Linked DNA regions of Mus musculus: region 2 is linked to region 1. The links are chromatin loops, found by intact Hi-C in ENCODE. Cell type or tissue: heart. All regions are shown on one strand. Each heading gives the region's core, and the rest is flanking DNA. Links, peaks and the distances in the headings are about the cores only. Region 1 overlaps Dixdc1 (DIX domain containing 1). Region 2 holds the start of Pts (6-pyruvoyl-tetrahydropterin synthase).

Region 1 (10,830 bases), core at 1,407-9,406:
CTAACAGATCTGTACGTACTCTCTTCTTTCTTTTAAGCCCTAACACTTGTCATTATTGTGTATGTTTGTGTGTAGAAGCTTAAGGACGCCTGGCAAGAGTCAGTTCTCTCCTTCCACCCTGTGAGTTCTGGGAACCAGACTGAGCCTTGCAGCAAGCACCTTTCCTCCCAGCATCTCCCCGGCCCCGTCTCTGCTTTCCCTCTTCCATGGACCACCCCATGGAGTTCATTCTTACTTCTATGCAGTCACTGCATTATTCTCACTCTTGGGCTGCAGGTGACATTCTAGTCCAGCGGTTGCATTTCAAGCCTTGCCTTCCGTTGTCATCAAATGCATTAAACATTCCTGAACAGTGTCTGTCAGTTCCGGGGCTGAGAAGCCATGTCCCTGTGATGGCCGTGGCCTGGAACCAGGTGCCTGGTGCCACTTTTCATTGCAGTCTGCTGAGCTGGAGTCCTCAGTTGTCCTTACATTCTCTGAATGCTAATTCTGAGTCCGTCCCACTCCACCACTACCCCCATGTGCTCCATGATGCCATTTGAGGCCTAGGCTGTCTCAGGCTCTTTCAGGATCCTTCCATTCCACGTGGCTTCAGGCATTCTGGATTACTTTTAGATTATTCTCATCCCAGCCCTTTCCTGAGCGTCAAGGGTATGTATTTGAATACCAGTGAGATGGTCAAAGGCACTTGGAATTCCTCAAACTGAATGTAAGCTAACAGAACAGGGAAATAGAGAATATAAAATCAGATGTGACTGAAGTAGTCTTGGGGTAGCCACTCCACAGTGATGGTTACAGACAAGAACGTTAATTAATGGCGCTGAGTCTAAGTTTCTTTGTTGTCTAACGGAGTTAATCTGAGCTTTAAATGAGACTTCCCCTGAAAATCACTGCAAAATATGGGGCATACAACGTATGTAAGGTGGGTCCAGAACTCCTGCCTTCATTCTGCTCTGGCTTTGCCCCAGACAAATTCCTTTCCCATCAGTGACTCATGAGGCGAAACAGTTATTTCAGTGTTTTTAAGATTTATTTATATTTAGTGTGTGTGTGTGTGTGTGTGTGTGTGTGTGTGTGTGTGTGTGTGTGTATGTGTGTGTGCATATTACATATGTGTGGGTGCCTGAAGAGGTCAGAATAGGGCTTCAGAGCCCCTGTAGCTAGAGTTACAAAGGGTTGTGCTCCACCCGGGTGCTGGGAACTGAACTGGCATATGCTGTTAAGTGCTGATGCCCCTTATTTCAGATTTAAAGTAACACAGTAACTGTGGGATAAAACTGAAAGTTCAGTTATAAACACATATATGTACAGTCATTTGAGTCAGGTCAAGTGGCTATCCTGTAACATGGGATCCTTAACAATTACCCTATATATGTTTAAAAAGTCTCTACAACTTCTAGGAAAAAAAAAAAGAACTATCCTTTAGGACTTGGTAATGAGTTCCTAGATACGGCATCAAAAGCATGTGCAGCCGAAACAAAAATAGAAACAACCTGTTTCTGCATAAAAGGACGCTCTCCGGAAAGTGAAAGGGCTGTGCATGGGTGCGCCTTTAATCCTAGCATTCAGGAGGCTGGGACTACATCACTGCAGGCTTGCCGTCAGCTTCATTATACACGGTGACTTCCAGGCCAGCTAGGGCTATATAGAAGCATGTTTGTCAAAAAGGAAAGAGACAATCTACAGAATAAAGGAAGCATTTGTGAGTCATTTATCTGGGCCTAGGATCTAGAACATACAAAGAAATTTTAAAATTCAACAGCAAAAGACAAAAAGAATGAAAAAAATGGACAAAGGCCTAAAGTAAACCTTTTCTAGAGACACAAGTATGTAAATACCCCATAGAGACACGAGTATGTAAATACCCCATAGAGACACGAGTATGTAAATACCCCATAAGATATATAAGTATGTAAATACCCCATAAGATATATAAGCCATTAGAACTGCAGCTGAAAACCATAGGAAAGGTCTAGAGAGATAGCTCAGCAGCTGAGACACCTTCCTGCCCTTTCAAAGGGTTGAGTTCAGCCCCAGCACCCACACCAGGTAGCTCCTAAGCACCTGTAGCTCCAGCTCCAAGGGATCCAGCGCCCTCTTCTGGCTTCTGAAGGCACCCACACTTACATGCACACACCCCACACAAATATAGACAGAAGACACATAATTAAGAATAAAATAGGTCCTTAAAAAAAACCCCACTGTATGGCCAGGTCCTGCATTTAATCACTAGCTCAAAAAAAAAAAAGAAAAAAAAAGAAAAGAAAAGAAAAGAAAACCCCACAGTGACACACCACTTCATTTCTTCTAGATGGTTCCAAGAAAATGGAAAGTTAACAAGTGTTGACAAAAGACACGGAGAGCCTGGAACTCTTCTGCATTGTTATGAGGTTATATAGTGGGCAAAACAATCATCAAGGGATAAACACAGAATGACCACAGGAAGTAATAGGTATATCCCCCCCAAAGAACTAACACGGGTATCTGCCAACTGATAGGCACATGTGATAGATGCAAACAGTGGAGTATTATTCAGCCTCAGAAAGGAATAAAGAATAAAGAAAGTACTGATACACATTTGAAAGCGAATGAAGTCTGAAAACACATTATGCTAAGTACAAGATTCCAGACCCAAAGGCTAGTTCACTTGGCAAAGGGCCTGCCCCACAAGTGTGAGGAGAGGTAGCAGGCCTTAGAACCAACGGCCCAGCCTCAGCTAGGTTGCTGTTGCCACTCCTGTGCTGGCAGAAGACACAGTACACCATAGCCAAAGATGTCCTCTCTGTCTGTATGTCTCTGTCTATGTCTCTCTCATTCTCTCTCTCCCCCTGTCTCTGAGACAGTCGTACTTGTTCCTGCCCTAGCCTCTTGAGTACTGGGATTATCTATTGCCTTAACACTTGATATCTGACACTCACAAAAAAATTATGAGGGCCAGCTGGACGCATGATGGCACACACCTTTAGTCCCAGAAGGCAGGAGACAGAGACAGAGACAGACAAATCTCTTAAGTTCAGGGCCAGCCTGGACTACAGAGCAAGTTCCAGGACAGCCAGTGCTACACAGTGAGGCCTTGCTCTGAAAAAAACAAACAAAACAAAAACAAATTATTAGGCCTACATGGTAGGAAAGAACTAACTTCTTGCAAGGCAAAAGACACCGTCAATAAGACAAAAAGGCCACCAACAGATTGGGAAAGGATCTTTACCTATCCTAAATCAGATAGGGGACTATATCCAATATATATAAAGAACTCAAGAAGGTGGACTCCAGAAAATCAAATAACTCCATTAAAAAATGGGGCTCAGAGCTAAACAAATAATTCTCACCTGAGGAATACTGAATGACTGAGAAGCACCTGAAAAAATGTTCAGCATCCTTAATCATCAGGGAAATGCAAATCAAAACAACCCTGAGAGTCCACCTCAAAAAAAAAAAAGAACTAATTTCTTCAAGTTGATCCATGACCTCAACATGTTTGTGCATACTAGTCCCATCCCACCCCTATGCAAAAAAAAAAAAAAAAAAAAAAAGCCACTGCCAAGAACCAGATCAGTCAACAGAGTGAAACCCAAGTGAGACCAGGAATTATAAATAAATAACAGGTTAATGTATTCATTGTTATGATAAAAATGTGCTGATGAGGGATTTTAGTAATGAGACAAATTATAAGGAATAAAATAAAAGGGTTAAAAATAAAAGCACAGATAAATCTGAAGACGGTTTCCAGCATAGGCCTCAGTAGACTCAACATAGCCACTGAAGGAATCCACAAACTTAAAAATGTGGTGATTGAAATGCAAAATTTAAACACGAGGAGAGGAATAATACGGGACAGGAAAGCAGGGCCAGAGCAGAGTGGATCAAAGGACATCGGGTTAAGATGGGAGCAGTTGGAATCACCAAGAGGGAGCAATAGCGTAGAAACTGTTTCTGAATAGCTAAACCTGTCCCACGCACACACTTGTAATGCCACTATGGAAGCTGAGGCAGGAGGATGATGAGGTTGAAGCCAGCCTCGGATTCATGGCTAGTTTGTGACCAGCATAATAGTAATTATGAGAAACCTAGTGTCTTAGTCAGGGTTTCTATTCCTGCACAAACATCATGACCAAGAAGCAAGTTGGGGAGGAAAGGGTTTATTCAGCTTACACTTCCATACAGCTGTTCATCACCAAGGAAGTCAGTACTGGAACTCAGGCAGGTCAGGAAGCAGAAGCTGATGCAGTGGCCATGGAGGGATGTTCCTTACTGGCTTGCTTCCCCTGGCTTGCTCATCCTGCTCTCTTATAGAACCAAGACTACCAGCCCAGGGATGGTCCTACCCACAAGGGGCTTTTCCCCCTTGATCACTAATTGAGAAAATGCCTTACAACTGGATCTCATGGAGGTACTTCCTCAACTGAAGCTCCTTTCTCTGTGATAACCCCAGCCTGTGTCAAGTTGACACACAAAACCAGCCAGTACTCCTAGTTTGGTGAGAAAACAAAAAAATTGGCCTAACAATGTGGCTCACTTGGTAGAAAGCTTGCCTCTTGTGCACAGGGCCATGGATTTGATCCCTGGCATTGCATAAACTAGTTGTGGTCCTGCACACCTGTATCTCAGAGGTAGAGGCAGCAGGGTCAGAAGTTCAAGGCCATCCTTGGCTACACAGCAAGTTGGAGGCCAGCCTGGGCTTCCTGAGTCCCTGTCTACAAGAGAGAAAGAAAATAGACACATAACATTTGGTCACATCTTTTGCTTCTTAATGTGTATAGGTGTTTTTGCCTATATATATGTCTGTACCACATGTATGCCTATTGTCCATAGAGATTAGAAGAGGGCATTGGATTCCCTGGAACTGGAGTTACAGGCACCTATTAGCTGCCACATGGGTGCTGGGTACCAAACCTGGGTCCTTTGCAAGAGCAGTAAGTGCTCTTACCCATTGACCCATCCCTGCAGATACTGATCAAAGAAAGCCCCCCTACTGCCAGCCACACCCACTAGGGGCAGCTGGTATACAGTGGAGATCCAGCCACACCCACCATGAGTAGCTAGAACATAGTGGAAATCCAACAGACTTTGGAAGGGCAGTGTCCGTAGAGCTCAGAGGGCCTCTGGGTTTAGCAGATCAGGTTTCTAAATGAGTTATAAAGCCCAAACTTAGGAATTAGATCCTTGTGTCTCACCCTCCTTTGGGACTGGAACATGCTAGGAATCTAGAAGTTTAAAGAAGGTTCTAGAAGGATTATAGGACATGGCTGGTCCCTTCACGGGGGCAGTCCCTCTGAGTACTTACTCCCCATGACACTGAAGAACGGAGTCTAACGTTCCTAAAATGGGAATGACATCAAGCTAGCTAGCTTTCTTTTCTTTTCTTTTCTTTTCTTTTCTTTTCTTTTCTTCTCTTTTCTTTCTTTCTTTCTTTCTTTCTTTCTTTCTTTCTTTCTTTCTTTCTTTCTTTCAAAAGGCCTCACTATGTAGCTCTGGCTGGCCTAGAACTTGCTGTATATGAGGCCTGGTGCAAGACTCACTTTTATTCTTTTTTTTTTCATTTTTTATTGGGTATGTAGCTCATTTACATTTCCAATGCTATAACAAAAGTCCCCCATACCCACCCACCCCCACTCCCCTACCCACCCATTCCCCCTTTTTGGCCCTGGCGTTCCCCTGTACTGGGGCATATAAAGTTTGCAAGTCCAATGGGCCTCTCTTTCAAGTGATGGCCTATTAGGCCATCTTTTGATACATATGTAGCTAGAGACAAGAGCTCCGGGTTACTGGTTAGTTCATAATGTTGTTCCACCTATAGGGTTGCAGATCCCTTTAGCTCCTTGTGTACTTTCTCTACCTCCTCCATTGGGGGCCCTGTGCTCCATTCAATAGCTGACTGTGAGCATCCACTTCTGTGTTTGCTAGGCCCTGGCATAGTCTCACAAGAGACAGCTATATCAGGGTCCTTTCAGCAAATCTTTAGTTCTCTAGTTCCGTTTTGTTGTTTGAGACAAGGTCTCACTATGTAGCCCTGGCTGGCTTGGGGTCTACCTCTTCCTGCCTCCCAAGTGCTGGGATTAAAGGTGTGCACCACCGTGTCCAACTCACCGTGTCCAACTCTATCTTTTAAGATTTCCTTGTTTTCTTTTTAATGCATGTGTATACACCATACGTACAGTGCCTCTAGAGGCCAGAAGAGGGCACCAGAAGCCCTGGAACAGGACAGTGTGGGTAATGGGAACTCAGGTCTCTTGCCAGAGACGATTCACCTCTCTAGTCTCTCCTGATGCTTTATTGGATATTAAGGCATTTATAAATTCAAAAGCTCATATATTTTCATATACACAGAGAAGCTTAATAGCAAAAGAGCATTTTTCAAAGTAATAATACAAACAACAAAGTACAAGATTCCTTTCCTATGAAGGTATTTTGGGTTTGGCATACATATTTTTCCTGGAAGTTCCCCTCCCTCCTCTTCCTCCTCCTCTTCCTCCTTCCTCCTCTCTCTTCCTCCTTCTCTGACAGCTGTTGACTCTAAGTTGTGGTTTAGAAGGTGAGGTTGACAATGCACAGGTGCCGGGAAGCATGGTGAGATTGTACATGCGTTTGCTGTTTGGTCTGACTGTTCTCCACATATCCATTACCAGTACAGCTCCTGTTTGGTGACTGGATGGGTGTTACCGGAACCATCTGTATCACCCAGTAGAGTGCTTGAGGGTCTGGCAGGCTGGCTCAGTGGGTAAAGGCACTTACTGCCAGGCCTGACTGTCTGAGTTTAGCCCTTGATCCAGCAGGGTGGAAGGAGAGAACTGACCCCTCAGATCTGTCCTTTGTTCTCCACGCAGGCCCACACTAAAGTAAATGTAGGCTAGGTGTGGTGAGTGGCCTACAGTTTTAATCCCAGCACTCAGGAGACAGAGTTAGGCAGATAGATCTCTGTGAGTTCAAGATCTGTTGGGTTCTCATGAGTTCTAAGCCAGACGGGTCTGCATAGTGAGACTGTGTCTCAAAACAACAACAGCAACAACAGCAACCCCAAGCACAGCACAGGACCACACCTTTGTAGGCCCTTGGGATAGTACTTGGGAACTTTGATAGTACATTTTCCCTGGGTTTTTTTCCCCCCATTATTCTTTCTTTTTATAAATCATGCAAATAATCTTCAAAATCTGAATGTAGGCAGTTTGCAGGTCCTACTGGGTGTCTACTCAGTCGCCTGAAATCCAGCCAGGCAACATTCTCTGACCTCTTGACCTTTAGTAACAGTGCTGTCAGAGCAGGTGGCGTTCCTCTGACAGAAATCCCTGGATTGAATGAGAAATGGGGCCCACGATGATGCTCATGCCCGAGGCACCTCTTGCCCTCGTGACGATCATGAGCCATGCTCTGGGAACATGGTGCTTTGGCAAGGCTGATGGAGGAGCTGTGACCTCGGGCAGCTTCAGCCTCCTGAGACATTTTGAGTAAAGGAAGGGAGGAATTTGGATGGGATGGAACGCTCTAACTCTGTCTCTGCTTGCAGCGTTGCCTCACTCCCAGAGTTCCCCAGCCGTCAGCAGCACCTGCACTAAGGTGCTCTATTTCACCGACCGCTCGCTCACGCCCTTCATGGTCAATATTCCAAAGAGGTGAGACGTCCATGCCATTCCTTCACTGTAAAAGACAAACCGAACAGAAGCAGAGTCCTCAGTAACAGCCTGATGAGCAGCTGAAGGTGTTTGAAAGCCAGCTTGTATGGAAACCAGAGCCCAGGACTTAGAGATTCTGCCTCCTGCTTACCAGGGTTTTGTTTGTTTGTTTGGGTTTTTGTTGGTTTTTTGTTTGTTTGTATTTTGGTTTTGGTGGTGTTGTTGGAGACAAAGTATTACTATGTAGCCTTGGCTGGTTTTGAACTCTTTATGTAGACCAGGCTGGCCTCCCTCCAGCTAATAACTCCCTCCTGCCTTGCATCCTGAGTGCTGAGGTTAAAGTCATCCACCACCACACCCAGCAACCAGTGACATTATAGTGGACAAGCAGGAGGTATTGCTAGGCACAGGAATAAGCACTGTATGTTGTTTTGAGTTGTTTGTTTTGTTTTAGTGTTTTGAGACAGGGTCTCACTGTGTAGCTCTGGGTGGCCTGTGCTCACAGAGATCCACCTGCCCCTGCCTCCCAAGTGTTGAGATTAAGGCATGCACCACCATACCCAGGCCCACAGGAAAAATAATTGTGCTTCTTGTTCTGATAGCTATACAAGTTTGGAAAAACTTGTTCTTTTAAGTATTCAAAATAGCCCCTTCTGGTAGCCATGACCTCTAGCCTGAGCTCCTGGGCCCCACTCGTGGGTGTTTACTACTCAAGGGTGACGGCAAGTCATACCTGTAAGGATTTGTGTGGAGAATGTCCCAGAAGTTCATCTCAGTACAGAATAAAGATGCTGCGTGGGGCCAGGGATGGAGCTCACTGACAGCGTGCTTGCCTCGTATTGCTTAAGGCTCTGGTTTATAAATAAAATAAACCCTGGCCAACTACCAAGGGAGCTTCCTAGGGTTTCTCCTCTCTTAGAGTCTGCTTATTTGGACTAGATAAAAGTGAGGGTTTTTATTTTTGTTTTGTATTGTTTTCTTTGGGGGAGGGGTGTTGTTTTCCATGACAGGGTTTCTCTGTGTAGTCCTGGCTGTCCTGAAACTTATTCTGTAGTCCAGGATGCTTTTGAACTCAGAGATCTGCTCACTGCTGCCTCCATAGTGCTGGGGTTAGAGGCATGCGCCACCACAGGGCGTTTCTGTATTTTCCAAACACAGAGGAATGCTGAGAGGCACTTACATGTAGTCTGTCAGCTGGGGCCCTGAAACATGATGGTGAATTTGAAGTCTTCCTACGCTGTGTAGCAAAGCCAACGCAAGCTTGGCCTACAGAGTGAGACCCTGTCAAAACAAAACAAAACAAACAAACAAACAAACTGATGGATTTAATTTTATCAGCCTAAGAAAACTAGGCCACTATGTCAGGAGAAAAACTGAGAAAACTTAGTAATATTAGTAGTTATTTAATTTTATTTTGAATACTTTATTTTCTAGGTTAAAAACAGCAAAAGCAATGAATTTGAGTTCTTGGATCACCTGATGTGTAATGCCATGCTCATTCCTAGTGTTGACTGGTTGCCCAACTTTTATTTTATCTTGGTTATCAAGGGCCGTGACCTAGTATCAAAGCCATGCTATTTCTGCCTGTTGACTTTTGTTGGGACCTGGATTTTAAACTAACACACTACCTTCCCAGCCTATCAATTGACAAACTATTTTGGTACACTCTCCTCTATTACAGGTTGGGGGAGGTGACACTGAAGGATTTTAAAGCAGCTATTGATCGGGAAGGGAATCACCGATACCACTTCAAAGCACTGGATCCCGAGTTTGGCACAGTCAAAGAAGAGGTACAGAATCCAGGAGCAAGCTGGGAGTGTTACTGGTCACTCCTGAATTAGCTCCCAGAAATACCTGAGTTCCCACCCTAGTCAGTGTTCCATTGCTGTGAAGAGACACCGTGACTGAGGCAACTCTTAGAAAAGAAAGCAGGTTCCGTCCATTATCATCATGTGGGAAGCATGACATGGTGTTGGCTGACATTGTGCAGGAGAAGGAGCTGAGAGTTCTACTGAGTGGTAGAACTGGAGTTCTGCTGTTCTGGCAGGAGACAGACAGACAGACAGACAGACAGACAGACAGACAGACACTGGGCTTGGCTTGGGCCTTTGAAACCTCAAAGCCCATCCCCAAAGGCAAACTTTCCCCAACAAGACCACCTTTGCTAATCTCTCCCAAGTAGTGCCAAGTAGACCCCCTGATGTCTAAGCATTCCAACATAAGAGTTTATGGGGAACACTTCTTATTAAAATCACCATTCTACTCCCTGACCCCCATAGGTTTGTAACCATGTCATAATGCAAAAATGCATTCAGTCCAACTTCAAAAGTCCACAGTCTGTCACGGACTCAACACTTTAAAAGTAAAGTCCAAAGTTCAATATCTTTTTGGAGATTCAAGGTGCTCTCTTAACTATAACCCCCTGTAAAATCAGAATCAAGAAGCAGTTCACATGTATAACAGACAATGGCGCAGGTTATACATTTCCCTTCCAAAAGAGAGGGAAGGGGGCAGAGAGAGGAAATGCTGGACCACAGCAGACCCACTCCAGTCTGCCTCTCCGTGTCTGACGGCAGAGCACTCTTCACATCTCCAACTCCTTTCAGCTCCTTTGACTGCAACAGACTTCTTTCTCTTGTGCTAATTCTCCACCCCCTCTCTGTGTGCTGCAAGTCAGGGACAACTTGTGGAGTCAGGATGTAATTTTCTCTTTCCACCATGTGGGTCCTGTCATTGAATTTAGGACATTGACAGTGCCTTTATCCACTGAGACATCTCACAGCCCTTAGGCCTCTTTTACCAGCGGTGTAGTTTCTGTCTTGTTGAGATAGGGTATCACGGGGCTGCAGAGATTGCTCAGCGGTTAAGAGCACTGAGTGCTCTTTAAAAGGTCCTGAGTTCAATTCCCAGCAACCACATGGTGGCTCACAACCATCTGTGTAATAGAATCCGATGCCCTCTTCTGATGTGTCTGAAGACGGCTACAGTGTACTCGTATAAGTAAAATAAATATTAAAAAAAAAAAAAAAAGAGATAGGATATCACACTGTGACCCAACCTGGTCTGGAATTCATAGCTACTCTCCTGCCTCAGCCTGCTGGGCTCTCCAATTACAGGCACACACCACATTTTGGGTTGCGTTTTTCCATTGTGGCTTTTTCTTTTTTAAACTAGGTTTTCCATGATGACGATGCCATCCCTGGATGGGAAGGGAAAATCGTAG
Region 2 (10,830 bases), core at 1,794-9,793, 140 kb after region 1:
TAGGTGAGGCTTTGCAGTTAGTGCAGTTCATTGCAATAGAATGTTTCCCACTTGCCTCTCACCTTTTCTCAGATGTCTTTTGTGTGTTGGGGCGGGGGGAACTCTCAGGTTTGGAGAGAAGAAGGCTTTTATCCCTCGGAGCCCGTTTTTGTTCCGGTGCCAGGAGCAGATGAGGAAGACAGTGGGGTTATACTCTCTGTGGTGATCACTCCCAACCAGGTAAGTTTATTTCCCCGCCATTGGTCATAGAAGTGCAGCACTAACTCAATTCGAGTGTGACCTGTAGCGATGCAGCCCATCATTTATTATGATGCCTTATGGCATCTTCTCCATCCTCGTCTCCTTTTTACTGGGTAACATCCCCCACTTTAAAAATCATAGCCATACTTTATCACATTTTAAAGTCCTGTTTGTAAAATCATAGCAATGTGGTGTCTTCATAGGAGTGTGTTTATAGACAACGTACTCTCATACATATATATTATGATAGTTATTAAAAATTGTGGGATACATGTGGAGTTTGTCACTTTAAGAAGTTGCAAGAGACTCACATCTAATCTCATAGTGGTAAAGCCAGTGTTTAATGTCTGGCTTCTGGCCTGATGTTCATACTACTATCTGTGTTTCTTATTTCAGTGAACTGACCTAAAAACGGCCAGTACCATAAGCCCTGGCTAGTATCTCAATAATGCTACTTACTGACTTGTCCGGGCAATCTTACAGCAAATGTGTCCACCTCAAGACCAGCTCTGATCAAATACTAGTGGCACCTGGGTGTGGGGTTCTGAGCCCTTTAATGGTTTAGTTAAAAAAAAAAAAAGTGTTGTGATCAATTAGTAATGTCTGCTAATGTTGTGATCAATTAGTAATGTCTGCTAGAGGGCTTGTTCCATGCACTTAGCGCTCCAGTAAATAGGTCTGCACAAATCTCATTCTGGTTTACAAAGCTGAACTTTGTCCAGCTTCTAAGTAACACAAAACAGAAGCATTTCTAATTTGGGTAAAAGGACTTCCATGTATTTTATGAGACTTGAAAGAGCTGAGTAAAAAGATTGTTAGACTCAAAGCGGTCTTATGAGGAGGATTGGCACAGTTTTATTTCTTTGCTTTAGGGTGTGAACTTCTTTAGTCATGGTGTTTTGGTCTAGTTCAGCGACTGGGCAAACATTTGTGGGTGTCTAGGTGAGGCTTTGCAGCAGGTGCCAGGGACAGATATGAACGTAATTAAGAAGACATGCTTCCTCCCTCAGCCAGTGGAGATGGACTTTCAAACGAAAAGGGAACTTTCAGTGTTGTGTTCTTTTTCTAGAGTGAAAGCAACTTCCTCCTTGTCTTGGATGCCAAGAGCTTCACAGAGCTGGGGCGAGCGGAAGTACCCGTGCAGATGCCTTACGGGTTCCATGGCACCTTTGTGCCTATCTGACGGCAGAGGCGCAAGGAAGGCTAGGATCGGGCTTCGATGAGCACACTCTGAGGAAAAGAGAAAATGGTGGATCTCACTCAAAAGCTGTTGTAGTTTGGACCTGACCCTGACCCCTAAGGACTCATAGACCCGACTCCCGTGGGCTCATCGACCCTGACCCCCAACGTGCTGATAGATCCTGACCACCACGGGATCATATTTAAATTCTTGTTCCCAGCTTGTGGCACTACTTTTTTTTTTTTTGTAGCAGTGGTAAAATAACTAATAATCTCCCCATGTATGGTTTTATATTTCTATTAAAACACAACTTGTGAGGTAATTATGATCATGTATATTTTTAATACCATTTAGAAGATCTATTTTATGTTATGTGTGTGAATGTTTTGCCTGCATATATGTATGTGTGCCACATGTATGTTTGGTGCCTGAGGGGGTCAGAATGGAGCATCAGATGTCCTGGAGTTACAGATGGTTGTGAGCCCCTGTGTAAGTGCTGGGAACTGAACCCAAGACCTCTGTAAGAGAAACAAGCCTGAGTCTTTCTCCAGCCCCTTTATATATATTTTAAAATATTTACGTATTTTGTGTGTGACTGTGTGTGTGTGTGGTTTGTGTGAGCACATAAGTAACCGCACCCCTAGAGACCAATACAGGTGCTGGGAATCAAACTCAGGTCCCCTGCAAGAGCGGTGTGCATCCTCTCAACTGCTTAGTGATCCCTTCAGCCCTGGCTCTATATTGTCCTAGGCCTCTTTCTTGAAACCATAAAACAGGTATTGGTATAGTATTTAAAGTTTTTGCAGGTATGGCGGCACACACCTTTGAACCAGCACTCCTGAGGCAGAGGTAGGCAGATCTCTATGAATTTAAGGCCAGGCCAGCCTGTTGTTATGCATAGTGAGGTCCCATCTCCTAAATAAATAAATAAATACTTTAAGTTTTTTTTTTTTAGATTTATTTATTATTTTATATATAAGTACACTGTAGCTGTCTTCAGACACACCAGAAGAGGTCATCAGATCTCATTATGGATGGTTGTGAGCCACCATGTGGTTGCTGGGATTTGAACTCAGGACCTTTGGAAGAGCAGACAGTGCTCTTACCCGCTGAGCCATCTCGCCAGCCCAATTTAAGGTTTTAAAATAATTTGTTATTACTGCATGTGTGTCTATGTGCAGACAAGGGTGCTTAAGGAGACCAGAGGACAACTTTCTACAGTAGGTTCTTTCCCTCTGCCTGGAAACTTCTGGGCAGTTCTCCATTCTCTAGTTCCCCATCTCCACAATGGAGTGTTAGGGTTGGTTGCGGCATCTGTCATCAGGGTTGTGCAGTGAGCTTCTTTACCCACAGAGCCACCTTGCCATCGCTGGAGAATATCTTGAAGATAGTCTAACATTGATTTAATATTCTCATCTCTAGCTAAAAGAATACATAGAAAGGGTCAGCAAGATGGCTTAGCAGGTAAAAGGAGCTTGCAGTGCAAGCTCGATAACATGAAGTTGGTCCCTGGAATCCACATCAAGATGGAGGGAGATAATTGACTCCCCATCCATGTGCTGTGGCAATCATGCTACCCACCTCCTACACACAAGTTTTGAGAAAGGAATATATAGAAAAGAAGACTAAAATTAGGCCATTACCTCTATTACATAGGTGACCGGAGGCTCTGGGAAGAGAAATACAAATGGTCAAGGACAGTTGTAGACTTAGAGCAGTGTTCTCAGCCTTCCTGTTGCTGTGACACTTTAACACAGTTCCTCATGTTGGGGTGACCCCAACCACACAATCATGTTTGCTGTACTTCATAACTGCTGTTTTGCTACTGTTCCGAATTGTAATGTAAACCTGTTTTCTGATGGTCTTAGGTGACTCTTGTAAAAGGGTTGTTTGACCCCCCAAAGAGGTCTTGGTCTATATGTTGAGAACTACTATCTTAGAATCTAGACCAGCACCTTGCTCTCTCCAAGTCTGTAACAGGCCACACACAGTCCATCTGTTACCATTGGCCCTAAGGAGTTTGGGACAAGAAGCCAGTGCTATCGTGTTTGGTGGCCTCTGAGTTGGGTGTTCCCCTGCTGTCTGTGGCAGATGTTATGCCAGTTCACTTCAGTGTTCCTCTTACAGACTACCCAATACCAACCCCATCTCTCCCTCAGCTCAGTCTTCACAAGTGGCTGTTTTGAGAGACATTGCTAAAAGCAGGCATTTATTTCAAATCTCCAGGTAGATAATTTTCCAGAAGACCGCTGGAAAGCAAGAGGTTCTTTCTTTACTTGTGCAGCAGGTGGCAGAAGAGACCACACAATCTTCACATTTCTAAGTCTCACATTTTACTAACAGCATTCAGGTAAACTGCAGCCTCCCCTACCCCCCAAAGGCCTTTTTCCTTTTCCTTTCTGTTACCCCTTGGCTGAGATTTAATCTCGGACCAGCCAAACTGCCCAGGGTCCTTCTGTCTGCTCATGTTTCTGGAAGTCTTCCAAGATGTGATTTGGGACATGGGCTAATTTGCCACACAGTCCTGGATCATGCTGTCCTGGAATGTCAGTTTCTTCTACAGATGTCTGAAGGGATTATTCTAAATCCCATTAACCCTTTCCTCTTCAGGGAAGTGTACCTTACACATAAATGTCTTGTGTAGAGGTTTGCACGGTGACAGTAACTTATAGGGCTAAGTCCTGTGTGTGGTTTTGTGAGAGGCAGAGTGTGATGCATAGACAGAGCTAAGATTACAGATGTGGGAGCACGGAAGCCAGTCACCTTGAGAGGATAAGTCTCTGGATGTTCGCAGATGTCTATGGGGAAAAAGCACCCCATGTATTTCCTCAGATCAAACATGGAGGTTTAACATAGCTTGTCTAGACATGCAGGCCCGATGGGTTCTAACTTCTGAGAAGCACGCATACCTGAATGCATCTCTTTCCTGCACATGAACCTTCACTTTATCTCAACACAGCAGTGGTACTCAGTGCATAAGTGAGAGGAAAAGGAGAATGAGAGGGCCTGCTCCTGGCTCAGCCTACAACAAGAAAGCAAGATGCAGAACGGAATGTAAGATGGCCAGGATTGGCTTCCTCCTCCTCCTCTTCCTCCTCCTCCTCTTCTTCTTCCTCCTCCTCTTCCTCCTCTTCTTCTTCCTTCTCCTCCTTTCCTTCCTGTGTGCATAGCACCAGAGAGTAGGCCACACTTATCTGGGCAAGCAAGACTCCATTATGCCTGAAAATGTTATTTTAACAGTTGGGAATTCCTTTCTCTTGGAGAAAAACTAGATGGGAGGGGAAAGGCAGGGTCTCTTTTCCGTTATATGTAGAAAGACATTTACAATTCTTCCACTACTTGGTCTTCAGTCAATATTTCCAATACACTCTCCTCCGTTTTGCATGCACCCCAAGGTAGCCAAGAATTTGTCACTGTGCATTAAGCAAGCTACGTTTCCACATTTCCTTTGCTTAAACTCTTTCCTCTTGGGATTTTCTATTTACCCATCTGTTGGACTCCTTAAAACCCATCTCAGACTAATTTGCTCTTGGAAGCTTTCTTTTACTCTCTGACACAGAAATGGTAATTTTTCACTTGACATATTATTTGTTGGACTGCCCCCATTAAACTGAATTTTCAGATAACAGGGACCATTTTGTTGTTCTGAAGTACATGTGTCTAATACTTAAAGCATCTGGGATTAAGGTCTTAACTGTGGTGGTAATGCAGGCCCTTAATCCGAGCATTTGTGAGGCAGAGGGGCAGAGGCAGGTGAGTTCCAAGCCAGTCTGGTCTACAGACCAAGTTCCAGGACAGCCAAAGATACTTGGGTAAACATTTTTTTTAATTTAGTTTTTAAAATTTAATTAATGGATGGGTGATGTGGGGGCTGCCTTGCCAAAGGTGTCCATTTGAATTATGTATAGGATTTTATCCTTTTGAGACGGACCTTGAGCTTGTCACCCTCCTGCTTCAGCCTCAGTGCTGGGATCACTGATATATGCCATCTCTGACTGACAACATTTAATAGAAGCTAACCTTCTGAGACAAATATCTAAACACAGAACCAGCAAATGTTGCACAAGAGCGGTTGGGATTACACTGGAATACCTTTCCATTTCAAAAACTCTGAAAGCCAGGAATCTAAAACCAGGAACAGCGTATTCCTTCTGAGGGCTCTGAACGGTGAATCTGTTTTCTGGCTGTCTCTGGTTTGAGGAAGTCTCTTTGTATGACATTCTCTCACTTGGATATTGAGATGTCAAAATTTTCCTTTATTTTCCACTTAAGCTAGTGTTTTACTATGTTGCCTAGAACAGATCGGGACTCCTAAAATCAATGCCCCAGCTTCAGCCTGCAGGGTAACTCTAATGACAGTGCATTGCCATCCTTAGCTGGGGTTTCTTTTTGGTTAAGGACACTTTCAATGTGGTACCGGGCTGGAGAACATCTGATAAGGGCACCCAGACATTGGATTTGTCAAACCCAGGACTGTCAAAAATGAAGCGAAAGAAGAAGACACAAACTAACCTGGCAATTTAAAAATCCAGGCCTCTGGCTTCTCACCCACCCACTGGCCCCAGGTATTTCTGACTGCCTAGCGAAGACTGAACAGCAGGGGGCGCTAGTGTTTGCCTCCAAGTCGGCCGAAGGGTGCCGCGAGTCGAAACCACTCCCAGGAGTGCTTTCGGCAGGGAGGGCCGAGTTTGCACTGCGCAGCCGCGGGGGCGGGACTGGCCTCGGTCCCGGAAGCCGGAACCGCTAGCTTGTGAGTCTTCGGTCCGAAGACCATGAGCGCGGCGGGTGACCTTCGTCGCCGCGCGCGACTGTCGCGCCTCGTGTCCTTCAGCGCGAGCCACCGGCTGCACAGGTGGGGTGTGCCCACGTGTGTCACCGCACGCGCGGGTCTTGTCCCGCTATGTCCCTGGGGGGCGTGGCCACGCGCGTGGGTTAGAGCCGAGCTGGGGCGGGCCGAAGAGGAAATGGTGAAGGTGCGGAGCTGCACTACCGGCACTCACCCGGGAGAGGGCGGTATAGCTCCGATCCCGGAGGATCCACTCTGGAGAGTTTCCCTCCAGAGGTTGCCCACATCCAGAGGTACAATGACAGGAGCATGGGCTACCGGGTGCAACCCAAGGTAGTTTTCATCCCCCTTTTACCAAAAAAGTAAAACCAGCCTTGATACTTTCCAAAGGAGCAACACAGTCGGGAATTGAATCCCAGAGAAACAAGACCGCACCTGAGAGTTGGTTTCAAAGGGAGCTTCGTTACTCACTTGAAGGTTTGCTCTTTGGATCTGCATGTCATCATCAGAGAACGGCCTTTTCTAACAACAGGGTTGTCATAGGGAACAGCTGACACTTGTCATCCCTCTACCCCCACCCCTCCGTGTGGTCAAGTTGGGTACAGTGAGAATTTTCTTCAAAAGTCTTGTGAGCTGTACTGCTCTAAGTGCGCAGTAGGAGAGAGTGAAGGGGATAAGAAAGAGTTTAAAGAATTTAAATAAAAAGTTGTGTTTGTGTGTGCTTGTGTGCTGTGTGCACAGCTTGCACGAAAGAGTCTGTGGAAGCCAAAAGAGGATTCCTTGAAACTGGAGTTACAGGCTTCTGAGCTGTCACGTGGGTGGGCTGGGACCTGAACCCTGGTCTTCTGCAGTAGCAGTAAGCACTCTTAACTGCTAAGCCATCCTTCCGGCCTCTCAAAAGGGATTTTTATAATAGGAAGCTTACACACAAGGTTAGTAAGGATGCACAGATAAGTTGACTGATACAGATTCATTAAGCTAATTGTTTTCTGTCTGGAATGACAGCCATGTGTAGTAAGTTTAAAGTTTCACCTGACTTGAGTGTCCTGGAACACATTGGTAAGGTTTCCACTAGGCAACTGCTGAGGCAGAGGAGGGCAAGATTGTGAAAAGAAGAGCCTGAGGTCATTATTTGTCAGGAGGAATGACGTTTTTAAGCCGCTGGAGGATATGTATGTCTTCGTGCTTATCACTGCTCCTTGCTTCATCTCTTATCCCATAGCTAATACTCAGGGCTTGTTGAATTGGAAGGTGGAGCCGGGATGTAGCACAGTAGGTAGAGTGCTTGACTACACAGTGCCTGCTTACATAGATCTCAGGACTTGGGAGGTGGAGGCAAGAGGGTCAGAAGTTGGAAGTCGTGCTAAGTTACCTAGTGAGTTTGAGGCCAGCCAGGGATAGAGGAGACCTCGACAGAGAGAGGGCAGGAGAGACAGTGCTGACTATGGGCAGAGTTGTTGACATCTTACTGTGGACTAAGTGGGTTGAGATGAAGGTCTTGGATGATTTATGTGGTAATCTAGTTTAATTAGAGAGTGGAGTGTTGGTTCTTGATAGAAACGGGGATCATGATATGCAAGCGATCTAACCAGTTGATCATCTACAGTGACATGAAATTGTAGAGTTTTCTGGACGTCTGAACTTCGGGCTGACCTCTATCTTTCTCCTGTCAGCCCATCTCTGAGCGATGAAGAGAACTTAAGAGTGTTTGGGAAATGCAACAATCCGAATGGCCACGGGCACAACTATAAAGGTGAGGGAGGGGCACATTCCCTCCTAGCCTGTTGGGAAGAAGGACGAGGGGGCTGGGAGCCAGACGCTTCCGGGACAGGGTCAGGGCTCTGAGCCCTTCAGTGGAAATTCAAGACAGAGTCATTGTCTTGGTTGGATGGGTGTTCTGGTTTACCTCACAATTGTCTACCATGTTAAAGACAGTAGAAAACAACAACAAAATGAGTTAAAGCATTTTCTTTGACATTCAAATGCATAATAAAACTGCCATTCGCTGTTTCCTTTTAATTATGTTGGGCTAAAACTAATGTTAAAATTTGATTATAGTGAATGTTTGAGGACACAGGTATGTTTAACCTGATTTAAACATGATACCATGTATATATGAATTGAAACATCAAATAGTGCCCCTTTATATGTAGACTTTTTATATTTTATGTATTAGCTAAAATGTAAAACTTCATAGTAAAATAAAAAGCAATTATTTTGAGTAAATACTGGCTAATGAAACGTAAATTACTTAGGGTGCATTCTATTGCAGAAAAGGGGGCTTTCTAAAAATGATTTATTGATTTATTTTATGTATGTGAGTACATTGTAGCTGTACAGATGGTTGTGAGCCTTCATGTGGTTGTTGGGAATTGAACTTTTAGGACCCTCTGCTCATTCAGGTCAACCCTGCTCGCTCTGGTCAGCCCTGCTCGCTCAGTCCCTGCATACTCTGGTCCAAAGATTTATTTATTATTATACATAAGTACACTGTAGCTGACTTCAGATGCACCAGAAGAGGGGGTCAGATCTCCTTACAAGTGGTTATGAGCCACCATGTGGTTGCTGGGATTTGAACTCAGGACCTTTGGGAGAGCAGTCAGTGCTCTTACCCGCTGAGCCATCTCATCGGCCCCCAGGAGTTTGTATATAAAACTTTTCTGGTAGTATCCTAAGAAAGTGATTTGTGGGAGGAGAAGGGACATGATTCTCAGAACAGGCCTCCTAAGCCCTGGAGTGGAGTGGTGTATGGTGAGACAGGGTTACAGAAGGCTTGGAGAGATCAGAGTTTGTGGTTTAGCTCCTGACTCTCATTTCCTGTTACCTCTTAGCCTCAGTGTGCTTACTCACAATGAAATACCCAGTGGTGTGTGTGTGGAAGGGAAAAAGTCCAAACTTATAAAGGTGCTGACCAGTTTTCAAGCACATCAGGTGACTACCCGCTGTTTTATGAGCTGACAGTGAACGACGACTGGTTTTGCCTGCAGAGGAGGTGGGTCAGTTTGCTACATAGCTGGATGCGCATGCGCATTTCCCACTTTACAGGCAGAGACTGAGCGGCATCTCCCTCCTCCCAGTGATGGCAGCCTTATAAGCAGGAAAGCTTCACTCCTTTTTGGATTTGCTAATTTTCTCTGCTCAGCCAAAGCTTCCTCCAAGCTCCTCTGTCAGAGCTGAGTCTTCATTGACCGATAAAAAGATCTTAATGAAAAGAATACCTATTTGGAGAAAAGTTGAAGTATAGCCTTGGGGACCGTAGATCTATGTTTCTGTCGCTAACTTGCGCTAATCTGTTGAAAGTCATGTTTTGTTGGTATTTTTTGTTTTCTTTCTCACAGTTGTGGTGACAGTCCATGGAGAGGTACGTGCTGGAAAGGGGCTGTGAATTTGTTCAGATCGTGGGGCCACCTTCCAGACACTGGTGAAGTCTGTGTTGAAAGCTTGTGTTTCAGTTGCTTCATGGCTGTGTGGTGAGCTGCCGCCTTGCCAAGCCTGGCTGTTATGTGTGCATGGGGAGAAGAGCCATCCAGTGGAAAGGGTGTTGCCGGGACATGGCATTTCTGTACCCAGAATAAGAAGTGTCTCTAGGGTGAGGGAATGTGGTCAGTCTGCATGTTGTACAGCCTTTACTAACTCGTGAAGTTTATTTTACATTTAGACAGGGTCTCATGTTCAAGGCTGCCCTTGAACTTCCTGTGTTGCCAAGAAAGGCTTTGACCTCCAGATCCTCCTGATTCTGTTTCACAAGTGACGGGATTGCAGGCATGAGCCATTCCCCAGCTTTGTGAAAGCGTTCATATGGAGAGCCTGCTACAATGGTCTTCACCCTCATTTCTTCCTTAGATTGATCCTGTTACAGGAATGGTTATGAATTTGACCGACCTCAAAGAATACATGGAGGTAATGCCGTGTTGGGTGCTTCATGAGTGCTATCCCCTTAACACCCCATTAAGTACCCTGCTCACCTGTCTCCTGAGATGACGCGATTTTATGGGTTGGAGTAGGTGGGGGAGTGACAGGATGTTTGTAGTTGGAGTTGTGCTGCAATAATGGGAAGAGACGTTGCATGCGCATTTCCTAGTTGCATTGGAAACCACCTCATTTTTCTACACATTACATTTTACCCCCTTCACAACAAAACTTTTTCATTAAAGCTTTTGCTCATTCTCTGAATGTTGTACTATTAATAAAATTTTTTTAAAAATACCACATTTTCCTTTAAAAGTTATTTTTGTAATTATGTAAGTCAGTTTATTAAAGCTTAAGTATTGGAATACAGAGAAGAATGAAGGAGTCATGGCCCCATAAATATACCAGTCCAGGTGACCGTATTGGCTGGGAGCCTTGGGTCTCTGGGAGCTGGAGTTACAGGTGGTTATAGGCCATCCCATGTGGGTGCTGGGAACCCCAATTGGGTCCTCTGAAAGTGCATCGAGTGCTTTCTAGCTGCTTAATCTCAGCCCATCTCTGCAGCCCCAACGCTACACTTATTTAACAACTGTGGCTCTATGCCAAGTAACTGAGACAATCGTGATAGTGATAACACATCAGGATCTAGTCATTAGGAAGTTTCTCTGTTCCATGGATTAAAATTGAGGGATGCTGGATAGTTAGCTCCATTGCC

The links. A loop is a pair of places that touch in the nucleus more often than their neighbours do. Peaks named below come from ENCODE experiments on the same cell type or tissue, not always from the same donor. Only the 100,000 strongest peaks of a DNase experiment are listed, where the experiment ranks them.
Region 2: it touches region 1 in a loop (2.3-fold over the local background); 4 of 42 quality-filtered maps call a loop at or near these places.

Annotation. Positions count from the first base shown.
Region 1 is chr9:50,666,227-50,677,056 of GRCm38, reverse strand. It overlaps Dixdc1 (DIX domain containing 1), which reads left to right. Exons shown (of 20, transcript NM_001374656.1): 18 at 7,502-7,607; 19 at 9,289-9,397; 20 at 10,782-10,830. Among named protein-coding and RNA genes, the nearest start is that of Dlat, 12 kb to the right of the region's middle. In heart, for the core only: CTCF peaks have their summits at 2,092 (motif pointing left) and 6,176 (motif pointing right); no DNase peak of the experiment used is centred there.
Region 2 is chr9:50,523,999-50,534,828 of GRCm38, reverse strand. Pts (6-pyruvoyl-tetrahydropterin synthase) reads left to right here and starts at 6,173. Exons shown (of 6, transcript NM_011220.3): 1 at 6,173-6,272; 2 at 7,880-7,959; 3 at 9,545-9,567; 4 at 10,050-10,106. The coding sequence starts at 6,193. It overlaps Bco2 (beta-carotene oxygenase 2), which reads left to right. Exons shown (of 12, transcript NM_133217.3): 11 at 109-219; 12 at 1,310-1,742. The coding sequence ends at 1,423. In heart, for the core only: CTCF peaks have their summits at 3,699 (motif pointing right), 6,036 (motif pointing right) and 6,375; DNase peaks (open chromatin) are centred at 6,118 and 6,318; H3K4me3 peaks cover 1,261 bases; H3K27ac peaks cover 1,408 bases.